3 separate regions of the Mus musculus genome follow, and all the other regions are linked to region 2. The links are chromatin loops, found by intact Hi-C in ENCODE. Cell type or tissue: left cerebral cortex. All regions are shown on one strand.

What was found. Hi-C counts contacts between places; a loop is a spot of excess contacts. Peaks named below come from ENCODE experiments on the same cell type or tissue, not always from the same donor. Only the 100,000 strongest peaks of a DNase experiment are listed, where the experiment ranks them.
Region 1: a loop joins it to region 2, with 2.5 times the contacts of the local background. A loop is called at or near these places in 2 of 42 quality-filtered maps.
Region 3: a loop joins it to region 2, with 2.4 times the contacts of the local background. A loop is called at or near these places in 17 of 42 quality-filtered maps.

The regions. Positions count from the first base shown.
Region 1 is chr11:108,057,609-108,065,608 of GRCm38, reverse strand. It overlaps Prkca (protein kinase C, alpha), which reads left to right. Exons shown (of 17, transcript NM_011101.3): 4 at 7,736-7,847. Among named protein-coding and RNA genes, the nearest start is that of Gm51922, 51 kb to the left of the region's middle. In left cerebral cortex, a CTCF peak has its summit at 3,250; DNase peaks (open chromatin) are centred at 1,000, 1,239, 2,325 and 3,293; H3K27ac peaks cover 4,170 bases.
Region 2 is chr11:108,132,043-108,140,042 of GRCm38, reverse strand. The region is part of intron 3 of Prkca (protein kinase C, alpha); the gene reads left to right. Among named protein-coding and RNA genes, the nearest start is that of Gm51922, 23 kb to the right of the region's middle. In left cerebral cortex, CTCF peaks have their summits at 102 (motif pointing right), 3,385 and 4,432 (motif pointing right); a DNase peak (open chromatin) is centred at 3,539; H3K27ac peaks cover 2,203 bases.
Region 3 is chr11:108,026,522-108,034,521 of GRCm38, reverse strand. All of the region lies in intron 5 of Prkca (protein kinase C, alpha), which reads left to right. Among named protein-coding and RNA genes, the nearest start is that of Mir7223, 34 kb to the right of the region's middle. In left cerebral cortex, a CTCF peak has its summit at 3,377 (motif pointing left); DNase peaks (open chromatin) are centred at 1,735, 3,343 and 5,978; H3K27ac peaks cover 433 bases.

The DNA.
Region 1 (8,000 bases), 74 kb after region 2:
AATCCAATGCCCTCCTCTGATGACCACAGGTACCAGGCTTGTGTGTGCTGTGATACATACATGCAGGCAAAATACTCATAAACATAAAATTAAACCTAAAAAGATTTGAAATTTTACTTTAAAGAAGATGATTGTTATTCATCAGAATAAAACATGGCTGCTTCACAGAAGCAAAATAAATTCCTGCCACCAGAAATGGGTTCTTTCTTAAATAGGCCATGTCTACAGCAATGCCAAACCTCGTCAAAAACAAAGTTTTGGTTTTGTTTCGTTTAGTTTTTGGGTTTTTTTTTTTTTTTTTTTTGGCAACAAAGTCTCATGTTTCCAAGGCTGGTATCAAATTTGCTATATAGCTGAAGTTAACTTCTGACCCCCTGGAGTGATGGGATTGTGTCCAGTTTTATATGATGGTAGACATGGAGCACAGGGCTTTAATGCAAACTAGGCAAGAACTTGACCCCTGAGCTTCTCCCCTAGCCAGCACTGAACATTCTAAAGCTCCCATGAAGAGAGATCTAGACTGATGTAGCCTCTGAGAAGGCTATGGGGCCAAACCCTTCTTATAGGTGAGACACAATTACAGTAATAGTCATGTTATAGAAAATCACTCTGGCTTTAGTTTTTGCTAATAAAACAACATTTTTAATATGTTTCTTTCTTTCTTCCTTTCTTCCTTTCTTCCTCTCTTCCTCTCTTCCTCTCTTCCTCTCTCTCTCTGTCTCTCTCTCTGTCTCTCTGTCTCTCTCTCTCTCTGTCTCTCTCTGTCTCTCTCTCTCTCTCTCTCTCTTTCTTTCTTTCTTTCTGTTTCATGGAGTTAAAAAAAGAAATTTCCTAAGAAATTTCAGATCACAATAATGATGCCAGCCTTATTACCCTTGGAGCAGAGTATTCAGTGTTGCCTGTGTAGTCAGCATGCGGGTGACATTTAGACCCAAGCCTGGCTTCCAAGTATGATTCATGAGAACACATCAGATGGTAAGAGCAGGGAATTTTCCTTGGTATTCAGAGGAAGCAGCTTGGAGGAGCCACACAAGGAAGTCGCGCCCCAGAGCTCCACTGGATTAAAAACAGCCCCAGGAACTCAGAAAGCCTGACCCTGAGGCTTTCAAGGATAGGCATTTAGGTCCTCTGAGAAACCTCCAGGGCATGTTGGAGGAATTCAGATATGGGTAGGAAATGCAGGATGGGAACACACACACACACACACACACACACACACACACACACCAGCCAAAGCTTGCCTTCCTTATTTATCAGATAAAAAGGGCTTGTGAAGCATCTGTTCACATGGACCCATTCTCATCTCCATCCTTAGCAGCTGCTGCCTCCTTCAGCTCAGGGATCATCCAAAGGCTAAATTCTGCCCATGGCTGGACCACTCGCCATCCTTAAAGATAGATTGCAAACTCACCTAGAACACATTGCCTTTAGTACGTACATAGAGTCCAGCCAGGAAGAATATAGGAAGTCCAAAGCTCCATCAGCATCAAAATCTATGCGGTGCAGATCTAAGGGCTTGTTTTTAACCAACTTCAGAAGAAGAAGAAGAAGAAGAAGAAGAAGAAGAAGAAGAAGAAGAAGAAGAAGAAGAAGAGGAGGAGGAGGAGGAGGAGGAGGAGGAGGAGGAGGAGGAGGAGGAGGAGGAGGAGGAGGAGGAGGAGGAGGAGGAGGAGGAGGAGGAAGAGGAGGAGGAAGAGGAGGAGGAGGAGGAGGAGGAGGAGGAGGAGGAGGAAGAGGAGGAGGAAAGAGGTCTTGGAAACATCTTGATAGGAATGTTGACACAGTTTTCCAGGGAAAGCTGGTCAAGCTATGATATTTAGAACTAAGAGATAAGATGCAGGCTAGCAGACGCTATGATAGAATTTGCATCCTCCCCTCCCCCTCTGATTGATTTTTTTGGAAATAATTCCAGATTTAGATTCACAAGTGAGATTTTATTTGTGCCTATGAGACAGCCTGTAGGCCAAGCCTCCATTTCCACCACGTACAGCAGGAGTTTCTGAGTGGAGCCTTTGAGCCTTTCTGTTAGAATGTAACAGGCCAGGACAGCATCTGCAGGACAGAGGGTTTTATACTCCCTTCAAACAGAGGCTGCCCAAAAGTTCAAGGAGCATTTACACATGCTTCGCTAAAGGGAAAGACCACTAACCTCGTTAGAGGGGATTACTCTAAGACAGACCCTTCTTTATGTACTAGGACCAAGCTTACCACACATGACCCATGGGGCAGTTTTCTCTAGAACCTTCAAGCAAAGTATGATAGAAGCTCAGTTCTGTGAGGATGTAGTTGCCGTGTGGAGCGTGGGTGTACCGTGACAGAGACAACTAATGCTAGAGATGGGCTGGGAGATTTGTGGACTCGGCTTTGCAATCCCAGAGAATCCTCCTCTGATTGTTTTGCCTTCTCACCCTGCTCCCTGGGGAGCTCAGAGATGCCGTTTATACTTCAACCTCAATAGCCTGTCTTGGTTCTATCGCAGTTGCTGATTTAGTGATGTTGGTTCAGAGATCTTTCCTTTGCTTCAGACTGCTTGGTTAGGGCGTGTGTGTGTGTGTGTGTGTGTGTGTGTGTGTGTATGTGTGTGTCCTCTGAAAGAAAACACTGTTCTTTCTTACTACCCCTGAATCAGCCGCAACAGGCAGAATTCTTGTGGCTGTGGCAGGTAGAAGCTATCACGGGCAAAGACCTAGGTGAAATACACTGGGTACTGCCACCAGGTAAAGGTGCCAGGGACTATGGGTGTAACAGAGAGGGAGCTCCAATGCTGTTTAGGACCCAAGGACCTGCAACACTTACACATAAACACACTTAGGCTTCAGCCCCCACTGAAGCTGGTGACTCTCCACCTGGAAGGCCCACAGCCTTTCAATCTCCCCATGACCCAGGCTGGCTGCACACCTGGCTGAGCCCTCAGTCAGCCAGATATTTGAAATGACTCTGTTAAGAACTGGCCACAGAGGTCACGACATGTGTGTTTACTTAGAGAGGAACTTTCCACTTCTACTTTTGGATAGATCTTTGGAGTCGCCCTCCTCAATCAACCCCTTCACGTGAGATCCGTCAGTTATGGGTCTCACGGACAGGTTCCTCTGTTGCTGTGCCTCTCGAGTCCATGCTATGTGCTCAGCAAACAAGACTGGATTCCCTCCCCAGCACACGGTCTATTCAATTCACATGTTGTACAATGCAAGCCCTTTGTTATAACCATGCATAGAAAATCTAGAGACCTGAGGATGCCGCAAGTCAGCTGGCGGCAGGGCGGCAGCATCTCCTCTCCACTAATGTGCTGTGGTTATGTAAGATGCTCTCGCTGGGAAAGCAGGATGAAGAGCAAAGAGGAACAGGCTGTACTTGTTTTGCAAATTCTTGTGAGTCTTAAGTGATTTCAAAATAAAAAGGGTTTTGTTGGTGTTTTCTTTTTCTAAATATCAAGACAGAATTGAAGGGACTATTTAGTACAGTTGTTTCCAACTTTAATCTTAGCAGCAGCCTCGCCTCCCCGCTTTGCTCTCTTCCCTCCCCACCCTCAGCGGCACCCGGCACCCGGCACCTCCTGACAAGCTCGGGGCCCTGTGAGACCTCATGTGGAACCCTATTCCCACCTCCATGGTCCAGGATTCAGATAGAGAAACCTGAGGCCCAGAGAAGGCCAACACTCTGCTCCTCAGAGGCTCTGCTATAAATACAGACGGCCTGGGCAGGTTTCTGCTCCAGTGGCTTTCTGTGAAGCATGGTGAGTCCCGTTTAGGTAACAAGGTTGTTTCTCTTGTCAGGCCTGGAGCCATGCATTACACGGGATGAGTTTCCATGTTTCTCCTTCATCCTTCTCCACAGGCAATAACATCAGCGTGACCTTTAAGCTGGGACCATGCATGAGCTAATCTGGGCCACTGAGCAGTTTCAAATTTACCACATAGGGTTGATTGCCAAGGAACTCTCTGGAGGGCTAGAGACAATGTGCTAGAAGCCAGACCGAAGAGATATTCCCCGTTCAGCCTCCATTCTGACCCCCAGTCAAGGCTGGAATCACCCAGATCACTGGATGTTTCCATAACTGTCCATGCCGCTGAAGTATTTTAGAGAAACCTTGGGCTTCGTGAAGTTTATTTCTATGGCTAACACCATAATAGCCTCTTATATTTTTCCAGCTCTTATCAAGTTGTAAACCCTTTGCATATGGTCATATGCTGCTGGAGTTCACATGAGCACATACACCTATTATAATTTATAAATAAAATTGAGGGCCCCCCATGCACTTTTGGTAGTGAAGGATTCTGGGACCTGGTGGCTCTCCAGACACCACACACACACACATACACACACACACACACACACACACACACACACACACACACACACACACACAAGAAGTAGAAGTCATGACTTCCTCTCTTTCTACATCTCCTGGCAGTTAGAGCCTGGAGATGCCATATGGGTGTCAGATGAGTGAGACTTAGGTTTTCCTGAAAGAGGGGCCCATTGCCCATGTGCCACATCAATAGAGATGTGTGTGAGAGTCAGCTGGCAGGACAGCCACCCCAGGGCTGACCTGACGGCCTGTGCATCCTCCAGTGGGTTTACAGTGAGCTGCCACTCTTCATTTGCTGCTAGTTGTTGATGCTGTATCTCTGCAGGCAACCTGGCTTCTTGCTTTCCCCCCAGCATCTTCTTTGCCCTCCACATTGTGGGGAACAACCTTCACTGTCAGCATGGGTCCAGATAATTGGTGCTGATGCTAGCCTGATCCTTCGGCATTCTGGCCCATGTCGCAGACATCGGAGTAACTGATCAGCTGCTCTTCACTCCATCTTCACAGCCATTTCTATCTAGGGAAAATGCTCCCACAAGGACATGGATCTTTTATAACCTGAAGAGGGGCCTTTAGAGGGGCAGGCAGTGGGTTGCTTCATGGGTATTGCTAATCATGAGCCAATGAGATGGCTTCAAGGGTAAGGTGTTTGCTTCTACACCCGAGGACCAAAATCTGATCCCTGGAAATCACATGGTGGAAGGGAGAACCAACTCTTAGAAGCCATCCAAGAACCTTCACACGCGCAAGGTGGCACACACAGATGCTCAAGTGCATGCACAATATACACTAAACAAACAAATGAACGAATAAGTTTACAAATAAAACAGTATTGCTGGTCATCACACATGTATTCAGCTACTACTGTGAGGTCCTGTTGTCTGTGAAATGACCTCTTACAGCAGTGATTCCCAGTCTTCGAACCCTGAGATAATCTTTTCTAGACTGGAACAGAGCATGGTAGCATACACCTGCAATCCCACTATTCAGCAAGCTAACAAAAGGGGTTGAGGCCAGTCTAGGTTACATAGTGATATTCTGTATCCAAAAAGAATGGGAGGGAGGGAGGGCAGGAAGGAAGAGGGAAGGAAGAGGGAGGGGGTAGGGAAGGTGGGACAACAAGAGGAGGCCCTTCCCCAGAGTCTGTGATTGTGGAAACATCTAGGTGCAATATTTGCAATCACTCTAACTGATACTCTGTTAGGTGAAGCCTGTTGCCCTAAAGCTGGGCTGCGCAAATATTTCTTACAAGGTTAGGTAATAAATATTTTCAGCTTTGTGGCCCATTCTGTCTCTGCCACAAATGTTCAACACTGCCACTGTAGCCACAGAAACCATGTCACTAAGTGAACATGGTTGCATTCCGAGAAGATGTTATTTATAAAAGAGCTAGTATATCTGTATCCCTCCCTCAGAAAACTGAGGTGCAGCTCTGGACGTTTAAGAGATGGCAAGAACCAGCTCTTCATGCTGGGTAGACATCTGAAAGCTTGCACAGTAAGAATTGGGTGGCCAGATCCCAGTTTTCAATGTGTTTGAGTCTCAGAGATCTGCGGGGTGGGGCGGGGGAGTGGTCATCACCTCTCTGTAAGATGAGGGTGACGATAATATAATGAGGAACAAAGAGACATGTTCACCTTTACCACAGCTAATGGATACATCTGTGAGTGTTTTGGCGTGCTCTTCTTTAAACTTTTCTGCATGATTAAGACATTCCGGAATTTTCCAAACTATGCCTTTTAAAAGTGGTCATAATCATTCATTTGGGATACCTTTAGCTTGGGTCATGGGTTTCAAAGTCAACCAAAAGCCACACTTGCCTTTGGAATCCTGTTAGACCTCTGGCACCCAGGTGCCTTGGAAAGTCTGAAGCCTAGCATGTCTTTTTATGTGTATCTTTATATGTGAGCAACACCTGCCTCCAGGAGAGCCTGTGCTTAATGTATCTTCATGGAGCCCCCTTCCCCGACCCCCACCACTTAGTGTATCTTCATGGAGCTCCTGTCTTCTGTTCCTCCCTGGCTTTGCCCTCTGTGCTCTAGCAGAAGCTCAGGCCACCCTTCAGGAAGAAGCAGTTCATGAGGAAAGAACCTTGTATGTGCATATTGACTATAACATTAGCTTGTTGTTCAAATATCATACAAAGGTCTTTTCGCTCAGTCCTCTCCTTGAAGGAGCCGGGGGCTGTGTGTGGTGGTATGCATCCTTAATCCCAAAACTGCAGAGCTGAGAAGTTCTGAGACAGGAGGGTTGAAAGTTCAAGACCAGCCTAGGTTACATAGTGGAGGTAGAATAAGGAGAGGAGAGGTACCACGAGGAAAATGAAGATGAAAAGAAAGAGGAAGAAGGGAGGAGGAGGAGGAAGAGAAGGAGGAGGAGAAGGCATCAGCAACAGCTACCACTAGAACTAGCAGCTAGTTCCTTCCTTCTCTGTCCCCTGCATACTCACCCTGCACTGGACAGTCTACCAGTCTCCTACTAGGACATTCTAATCAGTTTACAAAGGTTGGCTTGTTTTGTCCTTATTATAACCATGTAACTTAGGTGGTGCTGACTTCCCTATTTGTAGATGAGACAGGAAGAACAAGCCATTTGTCCAAATCCATGCCTCTGAAAGGTACCAGAATCCAGACTCAGTATGACATGATATATATATATATATATATATATATATATATATAGAGAGAGAGAGAGAGAGAGATGATAGATAGTTTCTGCTTCTCTACCTGTGCACTGAAGAACAGGAACCTAGAACAGATTTCTGGTTGCACACTTGCGCTCTGTATGGTCTGCTAGAGAAAGCAATGTCCTGCATCTATACTTGGGGAAGGGCTATCCCATTGGTTTCATGCTTTCCTCTAACTACTGATATCTCTCCCACATAAATACACAGACTCTTTGGGGATAGGGTATGATCACAAAGTCCTGCCAATCTCAAGGTTGATCTAGTTTCACAGCCTACCAGATTCTGGAAGTCAAGAGACTTCAAAAAGGATCCAGACCTCAACTCATTCATATCAGCTTCATAAGTGTCTCTTCTGGGCCACTGCCTTGCTAGGTGTTGGGGTGTCTCTGGGTACAGGGACAGGAATACTTTGAAACACTGAATATGCCTCCTCCCAGACTGTGATGATGGTAGGCTTCAAGTGACAGCATTCATGGAAACTTTGTCATTGACTATGTACAAATTATACCATAGAGGGGGTGGGGGAATGTGAGTGTTTGCTACATAAAAATGTGATATAGTCAAAAGACACACACACACACTTACACACATACACTCACACAGTGCACACACTTCTCCGACTCTAGGGAGCAATACAGTCTAATACTAGCCAAACTGTGCAATGAAAAGATTGTGAGCTTGCCTTAATCAAAACTATAGCCCTTTCACACCTGAAATGAATGTTGTTCTTCTCCCTCCAGGACCCCAGGAGCAAGCACAAGTTCAAAATCCACACATACGGAAGCCCTACCTTCTGTGATCACTGTGGGTCCCTGCTCTATGGACTTATCCACCAAGGGATGAAATGTGACAGTAAGTTTTCTTTTCCAGTAGTTGGCCAGGCTCTGCAGCTCATGGCTGGGTTTGCTAAGTGCCAAAGTCTCAGAAACTTCTCAATAACAGCTCACCACCAAAGAGAAGTGGTCCAGATAAAGACAAGGCTCAAAGACTGAGGAATTAATCTCT
Region 2 (8,000 bases):
TGAGTTAACCTCCCCTCCAGGGCTCAGAGAATAATCTCTCTTTTTCTTTTGTCTTTTCCCTTTCTGGTCAAGACAATAGTCTTCATGAGCACTAGGTGGCAAAAATCTCTCCGATTCCCGTTTTAGTTCATACGATATTAAAAAAGATTATTCAAAGATTTGAATCCCGGAGCAAAAGAAAAGGAAGCACGTAACAGAGAGGGGAGAGAGCTTGGAAACCGCAAGCCAGTGTGCGGACCTTTGAAGGGCATTTGGGTGCAAGAGAGCAAGCGACGTCGTGCTTCTCAGTGGAAACTCACGGGGGACCAGGTCAAAGAAGAAGGGATCCAATTTGTAGCTGGGCTTGAAGGCTCAGGCCTGTGATCCCAGCTCAGGGACTCAGGCTTATAAAATCAAGGCCACGTGGATTACATAGTAAGTTTAAGGCTAGTCTAGATAATTAGTGAGCTACCATATATAAATAAATAAATAAATAAATAAATAAATAAATAAATAACAAACAGGAGTCAGGGATGCAACTCTGTGGTAGAACACTGGAATGCTTTAAAAAAGCTCAAGGCTCAGTTCCTACTGTCTAAAGACGGGGGTGGGGTGGGGTGGGGTGGGATAGGGTGTGGTGGGGGGTGGGGTTAAAATTTAATAAATAATTAAAAAAAAAAAACAAAAAACAAAAAACAAAAAAACCCAGGCAAGCTAGTTTGGGCCAGTGTAGAAACAAATGTGCCAGCACTGCAGAGCAATTGACTTGATTCTTAAAATCTCCTTGAACTGGGGGATTTCGTGACGCTCTGATTCCCCTGGAGGCAAAGACTGGAGACCCATAGTGGCCTTCTTGTCCTGTCTTCAGTAGGTGGGACCTTTCAGCTCTATCTAACTTGATAACTTTCATGGTTATTTTTCACTTAAAGGACTGAAAATTGTCTACAGCGTCTGATTTTTTTTTTAAAAGGAATTTGGGGAAGGACATAATGAATTATTCAGAGACGTCAAGTTGCATCAAGACAGACATCTTGATACAAATTACGATTCTAAAATTGTTAGTAATCTGTTTTATTCATGCACTCTACTTACAATAGAAGGCTTGCTGCTGACAGTTCTTAGATCACTCATGATCCCACATCCCACGGTGCTCTTTGAATGGGTGCTAAATCTGGTGGGGGGCTGGGCGGGGTGACATCTAATGGATGCTGTGAATCTTAACTTTCCTGGGAAAAGGTTACTCATTAGGACTTACAAATGATGTATTCAATATCTCCATTGATGCAATTGCTTTCTCTTGGAACAGGTACCAAAATACAGTTTGTGTTCTATATGGGGTGGAGTCTTTTCAGAACAATTTTAGCACAAATACTTCCTTTGGGGTTTTAGTATAACTCCTTCTTTTGTAGTTGAAGCTGTAGACAGTTTGTTCAGAAGATATAATGGCTCTTCTGCCGATCCTTTGAAAACACACAAATCTTTTTCTGGTTTCATTTTGATTTTCTTTTTAATGAGTGTGAGTTCCCCCTTGACAGTTTTTCTGCAGGCCTGAGAGAAAGCGTCAACCAGAGAGGGTGCTTGGACTCAGGTGTAGTAGAGGTACCACTAGATAGAGCATCAGATCACATCCCATCACCTGCCTGCCACTCAGGGCCAGGCTATCATTCCTGAGCAGTCCAGATGCTACTGGTACCTGGGGTGCCTCATGATGCATCTGCTGCCTCTAAATAAAACCCATATTTAGGAACATCAGAACTCTTGCCAATATGACAACAGCTGCATATTCAGGAATCCTTACAGAACATGATAGAACCCCAAACTGATAGATCTGGGAACAAGGCTAATGGTTCATCCATGCACCAGGTATATACAGACAACTATATAAAGAGCACTCTGAAGGCACCAGGACACTAGTGGTCTTTCCGTCCTGGGAGGTTGCTCTAGTTGAAGAAACTGATAGTGAACACGTACCCAAATGACGGCTTTTGTTTTTCCCAGACAGGGTCTTATGTATCCAATGTTGTCTTCAAACTTGCTGTGTAGCCAAGTATTACCTTGAATTTCTGATCCTCCTGTGTCTACCTCTAAAGTGCTGGGATTATACTCTCAGGGGACAGTGCCACTAAACCCAGTTTTATACAGTGCTGGGGATCAAACTCAGAGCTCCACGTGCTAGGTATTAGTTGAGTTATAGCCACAGCCCAACACAAACATTTTTATCTAAAGTAATTCTGGATGTGAGGTAGGAAAAATAACAACAAAACAAGCAAATTCCCAGGTAGATAGGGAGAAAAGAGGGGCCTCTCTTCTTTTAGATCTTGAGGGATGACTTTGCTAGGATGGAAATTTTACCCCGAGACTCTTCAGGATATGTATAGACTCAGTCTAGACAGAAACAGAGAGTAATGCAGAGAAAAGGACTATCGTGGGCAAAGAGAGCAAGGTGCAGGCTGAGACAGGTGAGCTGGGCAGCAGAGAGTGGTGAGTGGGTTTGATGAGTGCTGAGCGATTTATTCAGACTGAATGGTAGAGGGGAGCCAGTTGTCAGAAGAGGGGACAAAGTACCCAGTGGGCATGAGGGTCTGAGACTAGCCGTTGCCACGTGCTATCGCTTGAGTCACGGATGACAGAGGCCACACTGAGTGTAAAACATGAAGCATGGCAGAACAGAAAGGTCTGTGGGAAGGAGCAGCCTCATGTCCTGAGTAGTCACCTCAGCTTCTGGGTGGCTCAGCACAGCAACCCTTGGGATGAACCTGCTCTGTAATTAGTGTCTGAGGCTGATGTAGTGAAGGCTGGGCATATAGGTCCACTCGGGGCACAGTGCAGCAGGGATTGTGAGAAGAGAAAGCCCCAAGAACTCTGAGCGGGAGTCTCTCCATGACAGTGCCCTATATTTGGCATTTAAACAGGTGTAGTGCCTGTCCTCCAGGCTTGGGGGCCGCATTCCAGTTGATTCACATTCTTGTATCTGTCTCAGCTTCTGCCATGGGACATGGGAGATCTGAGTAGAGGAATCTGTGACTCAGAGATGGTCAGAGAGAGGCTGAGCCATAGAAGCCCTCTAGCATCTTATCTTGGAACAACAACAACAACAACAACAACAGACTCAGAGAGTTACAGGCTCATACAAAGACACATAGCATGCCTGAACAGCTGGGCTTGGGAGAAGCCTGCCACGTTTACAGAGAGTTTTGAGTGATACTTTCATAGGTCTTCATTAAATCCTGTAGGGTCCAAGTTTTAAAAATCCTTTCAGAATCAATGTATTTAAGGATTAAGCCCATCAAAACCCCAGGACTATTTCAAGTAAACAGCTTACAAGTGGAATCTCAATGTCGCCCAGATAATTTCCTTTGTATGTGCACTGTGGTAATTGGGCTCCTGTCTCTCCAGTGAAAAGCCAAACAGTTTCAGATCTAATGAGTCCTGGCCACTAGGGCAGATAGATTTCGGAATTCTCTATTTATAGCATCTTCCAGTGTCACTTGCACCTTTTCTTTAATCAGCACTGAGCTGTCATGCAGCCCACAGGAGCCTTGAGCATACAGATGAGCAAGCTGGGGTGTCTGTGCCAACAATTCGGGGTGCAGGTTGGAGCTGAAGGCTTAGTGTGGGATGTTGGCTTCTCTGCAGAAACAATGCTTTCTCCAGACCAACATTGGATCAAGCCTTAGAAATTGTTGAGTGCACTTGGCAGAATTGAATGATCTCTCTCTCTCTCTCTCTCTCTCTCTCTCTGTCCCTCCCTCCCTCCCTCCCTTCCTCCCTCCCTCCCTCCCTTCCTCCCTCCCTCCCTCCTTCCCTCTCTTGACCTGCAGAAGTTTTGACATTCTGTGTGCCAGGGAGAGTTAAAATGATCCAGACAGGGCTGCAAAAACCCCGTCCAGGAGGATTTCGCTGAGCTCAGAGATCAGGAAAACAAGCAAGGAAGAATGTGGTTTAAAATGGAAAATAGGAATTAAAACAGAGGCCAATCCTGACGGATCCTAAAGCCTAGTCCACTTAGGAAAGCAAGAGTGTTTTTCAAGCCTGCCACCAGCGTGTTAGTGAGAAGGGGTAGGTTACATGTGAGCTTTGCTGAGTTGGGAGGCAGAGCAGTCAGACAGGAAAGGCTCTGGACCAGGACTCTGTGGTCTTGAGTTGGCTGCAAGCCACTGAGTCTCCCAGAGCCTCAATTGCCTTACCTGTTAGCTGGGAACAATAGCAGTCTGTCTCTGAGTGCTGATGTGATGAGTGGATCAAAGGAGATGAGGCACGAAGACAGAAGTTTGTAAGCCAGGCACTTCATTCAGAGATGTGTTTCTTCCCAAATTTGAAGGCCACTCTACACATTCAGATAACCTGGAGTCTTAGAGATGTTACCAGCCTCTCCTAGGACATTTTTCATTCATTATTCTGAATTTTGCAAAGCCCTTGCTTGTCATTTAGCTGGGCAAGCCCTGCTGCAGTCTCAGTCCTCACCAGTGGGGGGTGCCGACCTGAATGGAGTAGAGATCACCAGGTGGCCCAGGTCAGTTGCCTTGATTAGGTCTGTGTGTCCTCCCTCTCTGCTTACTTCTCTCCCCCTCCCCAGGTTTTTCCTGGAATTTTTCCTTTTAATGTCAACTCAGCTGCAGCCTGCTGGGGTTTGGTGAACAAATGACTGTCTGAGATTCAGAGGAACTATTGTTCACAAAACATACCATTTTGCATGATTTTTTAATTCTGTTACATTAAACTGACACGATCAATCTGGTGGGGAGGGAGCAGGGTAGATGCTCAGGGAAGAGCATCTTCATGTTCATCTTAATTCAGTCAAGATTAGTGAGAGACCGTGTGGTTAGGAACTGAACAGGAATTGAAGTACAGAACTCAGCAGACACACAGGGTATCTTAATGCATGTAGACTGTCATCCTCTGTGTCCTAGTGTGGAACTGACAGGGTGGGGGTTCAGCACTGCTTTAAGTCAACAGGCAGAGTCACTTTTGACCCTTAAAGCTGGGTTAGCCCACTTCTGATGTGTGTGTGTGTGTGTGTGTGTGTGTATGTGTGTGTATATGTGTGTGTGTATGTGTGTGCTATGTGTGTGTCTGTTGCATGTCTGTGTATATGTGTGTGCCATGTGTGTGTCTGTTGCATGTCTGTGTGTCTGTATGTGTATGTGTGTGTTGTGTGTGTCTGTGTGTGTCTGTGTGTGTCTGTGTGTATGTGTGTGTATGTGTGTGTGTCTGTGTGTCTGTATGTGTATGTGTGTGTTGTGTGTGTCTGTGTATATGTGTGTGTATGTGTGTGTGTCTGTGTGTATGTGTGTGTGTCTGTGTATCTGTGTATCTGTGTGTGTTGTGTGTGTTTGAGACAGAGACTTACTCTGGATTCAAACTGCCTTAGTCTTCCAGTGCTGACCATTCAGGAATATGCCACCATGCCTGGCTAGCCCCACATTTCAATGGTGTCGCCTAAAATGACTGTCCCCTAGTCTAAGCAGAATGTCTTTGCCTTGTGATTTTGAGTGTGTCATTCATACTAAGGGGCAGTGCCTCTTAAAAGGAAGATGCAGGAGTATGGGGGCTTTCCAGGGTTACGGAAAGCCCTGAGCTTAAACTCCAGCACAAAAGGAGAAAGAGGAGGAGAAAAAGAATGTGAAATTCCACCTCCAAGTCTGAAAGAGGGGAAAGGAGAAACCCAAGAGATACTCTGCTGACAGCAGACAAAAGGTAGGAGCAAGCCAGGTGGCCACAGACAAGTAAATGGACAAACAAAATGAGGTCTGCTCATGCAGAGAAGTCTCACCCAGACATTAATTCTGGCACATGGATCAAGAAAGTTGACTCAGTGGATTAGAGTGTTTGCAGCTGTACCCACATAAAAACACTGTCATGCGCACTTAAGTATCTGTAAACCCAGTGATGTGCAGAAGTAGGGGAAACCAGAAACAGGAGCCAAGCTTCAGGTTCAACAAGAGGCCCTAGCTCGAAGAAATATGCAGAGAGTGATGGAGCCAAATACCTGACATCCTTCTCTGTCTGTCCTCATATAGGCATGCATGTATGAGCACCTGCACATACGTGTGTACACACATATACCATAGGCACATGCTCCCTAACACAAAAATCTAACGATGGCACAAGATGAGTGGTCCTTGAGGGCAAATGCTAGATGGAAAACCAAGTCACAAAAGGACACCTGCTGTGTGGCTTTCATCATGGTACACTTAAGAGTAGTTAGGAGTAGTTGCTAGGGCCCTGGAGGATTGAGAAATAAATTAGTGTTTCAATGGTACAACATTTCAGTTTGGGGCAATGAAAGGATACAGAGATGGATGGTGGTGATGTTTATAGAGCAATGTGAACATGCCCGGGGCCCAGAGCTGTGCACTTGAAAACAATTAAAATACCAAGTTTCCTGTATGCTTTACAGGAATAAAACAAGTTCTAAGTAAAATGAGACACTAGGTACCTGTAGGTCTTCCTTGCCCTACTACTGCCTACAAACACTGGTGACCCCTGTCTTCAGTACTTTGGCCAAGATGGCAGCCAGTGCTTCTTCCTTCCTCTGTGGAGGTAGGAAGAGTAGCAATTACCAAGGTCTATCCTGGACAGCCTGGAGAAGGCCTGGACTGAAGCTTCAAGTGTGGCAGGAACCAGTTGGAAGAACACTAAGTGGCCTCTCCACCCTTTCCCAGTCAGTACCTGTGTCTTCCTAGGTTCCATGTCTCCTGTGCCATCTGTCATAACAGCTGGTGTTCCCCAGTGCCAGTATATATGATGTGAATGGTTATACACCATGCCCTATGAGAAAGGCTTTATAAAGTGGAACAACACTTAAGAATTCTTTGGTCCCCACAGAAGAGAGAACCACACTGAGGATGAAGAAGACAGTTGTCCAAGGCTGTCAGACCAGACCCAACAGGGCACCTCCTATCTGGGAATCAGTGACTGGCACATGGTCATCTTAAACATATGTTCTCCATGGGCAGAGTAAGCAGCTAAGAGTTAGATTAGTAAATTTGCATGTAAAAATAAGCTATGGTTTTAACTGTTAACTGTATTATGTATTAGTAAATTTGCATGTAAAAATAAGCTATGGTTTTAACTGTTAACTGTATTATGTATCTCTGTGCGTGTGTGTGTGTGTGTGTGTGTGTGTGTGTGTGTGTGTGTGTACACATGTGTGCAGGTTCCTAGAGAGTTTAGAAGTGGGCATTGGATGCCCCAAAGCTAGAGTTACAGGTAGTTTTGAGCCACCTGATATGGGCCCTGGGAACCAAACCCAGGTCCTCTGAAAGAACAGCAAATATTCTTAAGCACTAAGCCATCTACCTCTTCAGCCCCCAAGTTTGTGATTTTAAAATCAGACCAGAATAGTGGCCTTTCTCTATGAAGGCTGGAAGCACCCATGATTATAGCAACCAGTCCATCCAATGAAAAATTTTAAACAATTATTCTTTAGAGGTATTGATTTGGGGTCACAGGAAAACGTATTCATATGCCTGTCCTACACCCCCATACTTGAACCATCTACCCTGTTATGAACACCTTGCATTGCTTAATGTGGAACATTTGTTACAGCTTAGCAATGATCAGTAAACAGCTCTAGCTAATGTTCACACCCATCACTGTGCATGCAGTGGGTTGTGAAACAGATGTGAAGACATGGAGCCATCTTACACATCACTATAGGTTGTTGCTGCTGCTCTGGAGAACCCAGTTCACGTTTTCAACATTTCCTCTGTCCAAGCTGTGATCCCTTCACGACCGGGCTCATTTCACCGATTCCAGAATGTCTTACGGTGGAATGTCAAAATGTGTGTAGACTTTTCAGGTTGCCTGCTCTCATGGAGGAGTGTGCAGTTAGGGTTCTCCCATCTCTCCATCTCCCATCACTTGTTTGTCTCATGAATAATAGTCTAGTCCTTCACCTTGGTTGTTTCCAGGCTCGGTTAGCTTTAAGATTTCCATTTTCAGGGTTGGAAAGACAGCACAGCAGTTAAGAGCACATGTTGCTCTTGCAGACTATGTGAGTCCAGTTCTCAGGGAAT
Region 3 (8,000 bases), 110 kb after region 2:
GTTAGCAACGTGCTAACAATGCCTCTGAGTTCTTAGCCTCTGTCCCGAGGAAAACCAGTCTACACGACTTCCATTCAGCAAGAGAAAGAAAAGCAAGGTACATTTATCCGTGAATCACTGCTGCAAGGCCCTCCCATGGTTAGGAAAATAACTTTGTCTCCTGCATGGTTTGAAAGCTGCAGGCCCAATGGGCAAAGGGTCAGGGCCTCTCTCCAACTTATCAACTCAGGAGTGCAGAGGTGGATGGGGCCCACTTTTAAGTACCTGGGAGTCTGAATTCTATACATGGCCCCTCATTTGTGGATTCGAGAATGCTGTCTTTCTTCTTGTTTGATCCAGGTCCCCCCATTTGACAGTTTACCACTGCAGTGATTATTATAGCACACAGCAGATGACAAGCAGCTGGAGAAATGACGGTTTGGAGGTAAATCACCACCTTGGTCATTTCTGTAGAATCAAAGCTTTGTACCCAAAGACTGGGAAGATGGCTCAGTGAGTAAAGTGCCCGCCATGCAAACATGAGGGCCTGAGTTTGGATCCCCAACACCCATAGGGAAAGCCAGATATGGTGTTCCAAAACTGTAATCCCTGTGTGTGTGTGTGTGTGTGTGTGTGTGTGTGTGTGTGTGTGTGTGTTTCGAAGAGGGGAGTGGTGAGACAAGAGGAGAACTCTTCTCAAAATATAAGACAAAGAATGATGAGAAGACACCTGCTGTTGACCTCTGACCTCTGGCCCCTACATAGGCATGCCCAGGCTTTTGTGTGTACATGCTGACACATGAGCGTGAGCACACACATACAGTTTTACCTCCAAACTTCTTCTCAGCCCTAAGCATTTCCCCTCCTTCTCAGTATTACCTTTCATTGGAGTTGATGAACGTAGCTGCCATGTTCTAAGGCATTGGCAGATAAGCCCTGTCAGGGAGCGAGAGCACACACACGTAAGAGGATCGTCCAGGATGTTTTTTTCCAACTGGATTGAGGCAATAGAGACTTTGCCAGTGAAGGCCTCTTAGCCCTGACATTGTCTATTTGTCATTTATGTTCAGTTTTGTGGTCACAGGTTAATGATGGCCAAAGAGAACAGGTACAGAGACGTAATTCTGTCTCTTTCCCCCAAAGATGTTCCAGAGAGGAGTAAGGAGTTGTGCAATGCACCCACAAGTTCCCTGTAACTCCTCATGACTATGTTCCTCAGATGGCTACCTGCAAGTGACCTTGCACATGGAGTTCTTGGTGCTGTGACTGGTGAAGGTAGCCACGGAGAGGGCAGTTAGTTATGTCTGCCCATGTACATGAGAGGCCCTACACGCTTTATAGATGTGTAACACCAACAACTAGTGAGTTAATCCAGGAATACGTTGGCTTGGGCAGAGCATGCCCAGAAAAAAGCCCATCAGAAGTGGAACTCATAGGGCAAACCAGCAAAGAGGGGCCTTTGCAGCTTACCAGCCTGAAAGGTACCCCTTTTTGCTCTGCACTGGGGTAATGGGGGAAGATTCCCTTTAGTAACATTTCCCCTTAAGCAGGCAGCTTCTTCAGGTTGGAGCTGGGGGAGAACCAGTAAGCATTTTGTCTTTCTCTGCCACGTGCATCAAATGCTTATGATTTTATTAGCAACTGCCTAGGAGCCAGGACCGATTTAATTTAATTTAATCTCCTAGGTTATTTCGGTTTGGTGTGGTCTATTTTTAGCACAGATGAAGGGGAAGTAATCAGACCGGAGGGTGGATGTGGATTCGGGAGGGGCTTCCGCTCCCTGGATGGTTACTCGGCTCAATCCATCTTGACTGAGAGGAGAGGACTCCACAGAGGGGGGCAGGTCGGCCAACCAAGTTCCTGTTCTCACTGAGTCTCACTGTTGATGGCCTCGTCCTCTCCAGCTTTAGGAAAGATGGCGAGGAGACCAGTCACACAACAGAGAGCCTTTTTCTCTGGGACCTGAGAACCAAATAAAGCCACCCTCCATTCTCCTTTAGCACTGGCCATCGTGGTACTGGGTAGCATTCCAGTCTTTACTACAGTGGCGTGCTTCTGCTCTCTGTTTGTAGTTTTACTGGTCTAGGGTTTGAAACATAGGAGGTAAGTTTCTCCCTAGTTTTGGGTAGACGTTGCCTGAGTGCTGATGTTGTTCGGAGTCTCCTATAATGAGACCGAGGGCCCTAAAATCACCAGAGTCTTGAGGTCTGGAGATGCCACCCCAGCCTCAGCACAAGAGCAGAATCCCAGACCACCGCAACATCACTCGCTGTCCCCAGGAGGGACCAAAATGCTGTGCTAATGAGGCTAGCAATGATCAAGAACAAGGGCGATTTGTGGTCCAGTTGGAGACAGATTCCAAAGGTAATGGGAATGCCCTGCTATGATGGAGGAAGATAAGAGGCCGTGCTGAGACTCTGTCAGTGCTGATGTCGTTGGAGACAATCGCACTGTGGACAAGGGTGTCATCCAGTTTTACACACCAGCTCCTGAGGGGGAAAGTTGTATTCCCATTGAAGCATTAGTACTGTGCAAACCTCACCGACTTTGGAATCCTTAAGCTTAAAGTGGTGTCTGGCACCTGGTAAGTGTGCAAAGTGTGTTCACATAGTGACCTCAGATGGTGTCAATAATATTAATAACAAAGTCAAGAGCCATTAAATAAATGTTTATTTTGTGGCAAGAAGCATGTCAAGTTGGTTTCTTTTCTTTTGCATAAGTTCACTTGATACTTAAGATGTCCTGTTGAGTGAGACACCCATTTTCTTTATGTTACCCGTGAGGAAATGGAGGCTTAGGTGATCTGAGGAAGTTTCCAAGGTGTGGATGTGGAGCCAGAGGTTGATTTCAAGAGGGACATTTCTATTCTGTGCTCTGAGGGTTTCCATGAGAACGGAGCTGAAGGTTCTGGGTCACCTGCGAGACTGTGGGCTCAGCGCTATGGAGCAGAAGCACTATGAGAAGGAGCTGGTGGTGGGTTGTGTGAGTAGGAATGGCAAGGAGGAGATCAGGTGACGCAAGCAGGCTTCATCAGAGTCAGTCAGTCCTTTAAACCTGCTGGGTGTCCCCTCCTAGCTGGGTCGCCCACCACATCTTCTACCCTGTGATCAAATGAGATCGCAGTCACACACACCCCAGGCGCCTTGAGTCACATTCTCTAAGGCCAAGGGAAAGCTTACAAACCTGTGCAGCTAGTGAGTGCTCCCCCATGATTCTGAGGCTAGGTGACATCACAGCACCACAGGACAGGTTGTTACCTGTCCCAGCCTTGTAATCGGTTAAGTCGAAAGATAATAATGCAACAAGCTACCACGTTTAGAAGGACGACAGGGAGGTTACTAAAGCTAGGGCTCGCTCTACTACTCAAAACAGATCAGGAGGCAGTGGCCTCTGCAGGCAGGAGAGGGTACAGCATGTCTTCCCAGGGTTCGTCCACTCTGTTACCTTCCAGGAAAGGCTAGGTCCCTGGAGAACAAGTCCAGTGTCATCTTGAATGGATGATTTAGCAAGATGCCAGTTTATTGATTTATAGAAAAAAAAATAGAATTATCTGTTACTTGTTGATAATCTGAGCAGTTTCTCTGTGGCCAGGATCCTGGAGAGAGTAATTACAATGGACTCAATTTATTGTCTTGCCATTTAAAATGCTGACCTATAGGCTACATAATATCCACCCACGTAGACCTTGTCTCCCCCATGACAGACCCCAGGGAACTCAGAACACTGCCTGGTGAACACAAGATTGTACAAGGTTAGACAAATGTTCAGTGGCATCAGGCTAGGCTTGCTGCCTTGCATCAAGATAGAGACTTCTATATGCCTGTTTAAAAGCACTCAATTAAATGCCCGGCACTTCCCTGTGGGCCAGTCTCAGGCACTAATGGTGTTTGCCTTGGAGCCTCTTCTTATTTGAATATATTTATGCCAGGAACAGGCTGGTCTTGAAAGCCTTTTGGGACCCTTGGTCTCCTTCAAGGAACTCTTCAAAAGTTACACGTTGGATATGTAGTCCCCAAAGTCATGTGTTAATGGTGTTTGAAATGTGGGGCCTTGGGGAGTTCACTGGGCCAGAGGTGCCCTTTACTACAGAGGTTTGCTTAACTCAAGGACCAAAATCCCCACTTCCATATAACCTACAAGTAGATTTTAACTCATAAAGGCAAAACAAAAGGGCTGACTTTAACAGATTACATCTGTAGGTGACAACCTCTGTGGCAGTGTAATTCTGGGAGAGTAATGGCCAAACCTTAGTAACAAAATCAGAGATTACCTGGTATATGAGTGTGGATACCAAGCCTGATGCAGCTTCCCTCGTTTGAGGGCGAGCAGAGAAAGAAAACATACACATAACAGATGACCCATTGATAGTGCATGAGTTACAAGGCTGAGGGGGAGCTAGCTCAGTAGTCATGAGTGTCGACTGCTCCCCAGTGGTCCTGAGCTCTCTTCCCAGCGTCTGCCCCAGGGAATCTGATGTCCTCCTCTGACCCCTGTGGGCACCTGCATACACGTGACATATACTCACACAAAAGCACAAACGTGAATTTAAAAATAACTTCTTAAATAAAATTAATCTGAACTATCTATAGTAGGGGTGATAAAGAGAAGAGACCAGCAGAGCACACAAGGCAGTGAATTGCTGAAAGAATATGCCTATCAAAATGTATTTGAACATTTCCACATAAATTTTAGTAGAAAACAAGAATATGCCATCTCTGTAAAACAAGGTCATTGAGCTGTTTGAATAAAAAGGTAGATATAGAAAGAAAGCAGACACAAACGGTTTTTTGTTCTTGTCTGATTGTTGAATGATGAATTGTTGCATGAGGAGGCAGACGAGATGAAGGAAGGCAGATAAATTCAAATGTTGGCAAAGAAACATAGATTGCAGCCCTGGCAGCAAAAGTCCCAAGAGAAAGTATAGGAAAACCATCAGAGCTGCCAGAGAAACGGGGGGATGCAGGCAATGCGAGGAAACTATGGCGATGGGTGCCACGGAAGGCAAAAAGCAGAACAAGATGGAGGACCATCGCGAATAATCGCTTCGTCCTGGGGTAAAGGAGGAGAACTGAACAGAAAGCAGCCATGGTACCTGATACATGTACGAAGCAGTCAAAATAAAAGCATGTACTCTGCCATAGGAAGACCAATAGAGGAAATGTGCAACCAGGGAACTCGGAACACTGAGTGGTTATAAAGAAGGGAAACAAACACCTCTCCCTCAGAATCATGGGAGCTACAAGAGAAAAGCTGGCTTGGCTGAAGGCACCCCAAAGAGGGCAGCAAGATGAAGTCAATGAAGAGCCCAGCATGGCGGAAATCAAATCATATAGAGTTATAACATGATTAGAGATCGCAGACTCCAGGTAATTTAATAGGCACAGGACCAGAGATTAGTATAGAAGGTAGCACCAATTTAGAACACAGCATGATAGATTCTTCTTGATCATGGGGGTGTGGGGGTTATCGGAAGACACCGTCTCATACCTTGTTTTTATAATCAGAGAAAGGCTGAGTAAGAATGTTTGACATGGGTCTCTAAGGCGAGCAGTAGAATACACACGTCATTTATATTTTCTACCATTATGGGAATGATAAATGCAAACGAAGCAGAGTGTAGCCAAAGACTAAAAAATATAGAACCAAGGAGGCAGAGGGGTGACGGCATTTGCAAAGAAGCAGCCATTGAGTGGGGACTTTCAAGAGCGTGCTGGACTGTTGCAGCGGAGGTGATTCAGTCCATAAAGTGCTAACTGTGCAAGCGTGAGGACTTGAGTTCTGGCCCTCCGCACCCACTTAACGAGCCTGGCACAACGAACGACTCACTCCTGTTAGCCCAGCACTGGGGACGCAGAGACGTGTGGGTAGGGGGTAGCCAATCAGCTGGGTCAACAGAGACATGTGGGTAGGAGATAGCCAATCAGCCGGGTCAAATCAGTGAGCCCAGCTTCAGTGAGAGACTGTCTCCAAAACTAAAGAGAAAAGCAGTGTCCTGAGCCAAAGAAAAAGGAGAACGTGAGCCGCACCGCATTTATCTCCCTCTGCTTCCTGGATGCAGATACCATGTGGCCAGCTGCCTCTGGCTCTGCCTCCAAGACTTCACCACCGTGATGGACTGTACCCTAAACCAATGAGCAAAAGTAAATGCTCTGGTCAGGAATTTTGTCACAGCAATGAAGAGTTGCAACCAACACAGATCCATGAGTACAGAAGTGCAGAGATTTTTCGACAGTGGACAGAGAGCTGCTCTGAGAAGCACAGTGTGGGACATGTGGATGGTTCTAAAATACCTTGGAAACTTGAAACAGTTTAGAATGTTGGCTGCTGCAGGGACTAACAGGGAATTGAATGTGATAAAGCAGATACCCTGAAATTGGAGCCTGCTTATAAATAAACAGAGGCTTCCAGGACTAGAGAGAAGGTGTGGTTCATTCCACAGACGTTGTTGGGAAAATTGTCTAAACGTTTGGAAGAAAAATAAATAAATAAATGAGATCTCCCCTCGTGCTTTACACCAAAATAAATTTCAAGTGCATCTGGAAGTTAATTATTAAAAAAAGGAAACAAAATAATGAAAGAAAACACAGGCGAATACTTAACTACCTTCACGGAGGGCAAGGATTTCCTAAGCCTAAAAGAAATGGAAGAAAGGAAAGAAAACATGTTGGTAGCTTTGACTGTGTGAAAAGATAGACTCCTTTGTGTTTCTAGAAGCCTACGGAATTAAATCTAAACACAGAGCGTGGCAAACAGGGAGAAGGACCACTGTCATGTGCATCCAAACATTCCCTCTAGCCAGTAAGAAACCTGTTTACTACCCTAAAGGAATTGAGAATTAAGTCAGAGAAAAAGAAATTCACATGGCCCAATAGCTATAAAGACTGTTAAGCCTCAAAAAAAAAAAAAATCAAACTTACAATGTTACTCTTTATTTTTCTCACTTTATCTTTAATATGATTTTTGGTAGGACTTTGATACAACTTTGGGGGGAGCAGTTTGGCAAGGGTTTTTATATCTTTTACTCTCCTTCTAAGAATGCAGCCCAAGAAGAAAAGCAGAAATTTATGTATGAAGACAATCAGTTGTTATATACAAAGATGAGGAATTTTTAAACCATGTAAATGTACAAACTGAACTTATTTTAAAGTCTTTGCTACAAAATAGAATGCTGGGCATTAAAAAATGCTTTTTAAAAATTACTTTGGTAACTTTTATTAAGAAGGAATTTTTAACTACCATAAAGTTATGTGAATTCTATAAAAATAAATATTACAGGCTAGAGATATGGCTCAATGATAATGTGCTTACCTAGCATATACAAGACCCTGGGCTTTATCCCCAACATTATAATCAAACAATCAATATTATACTATAGATGTCTTTACAGGAGAGCAATTGTCAATCAGCATAACAGTATGTCAGCATCAATCCTCTGTTTTGGTGGAAGTGCAATTGCCTTTAATCTTTGCCTTTATACTTTGTGCATTTAAATTATTTTATGATGACTATGCATTGTCCCTACAATGAGAAGTAATTATTTCTTAAAATCAATGCCTCCCTATGTTTATATGCAGATCTTATCTGTCTCCCACAACTAGCAAATATTTTTCACAGTCATCTACTTTGGAATTATAGAATATTAGCAGATAACATACGTGTTATTGGAGTACTTAGTGTATGCAAGAGGAGGCTATATTAAAAGGGAAACAGGGCTATACAGTAAGACTATGTCTCAAAGTTGAAGAAAGGAGACAGAGTAGGACGAAAGGAGAAGAGAGGGGAAGAGAGAGAGGGGGGGAGGGGAAGAGAGGGGGAGGGAGGGGAAGAGAGAGAGGGAGGGAGGGGAAGAGAGAGGGGGAGGGAGGGAAGGAAGGAGGGAGCATGAACTGACTGTGCATACCACGCTCATTAAATTCTTTAGCTGACTTTGATTGAGTAGTTGCTGACTCACCATTTGGGGACACTGGATTTACTGGGGCAGAAAGCCACCCTTGTGACAAAGTAGTGGGTTTAGACAGCAG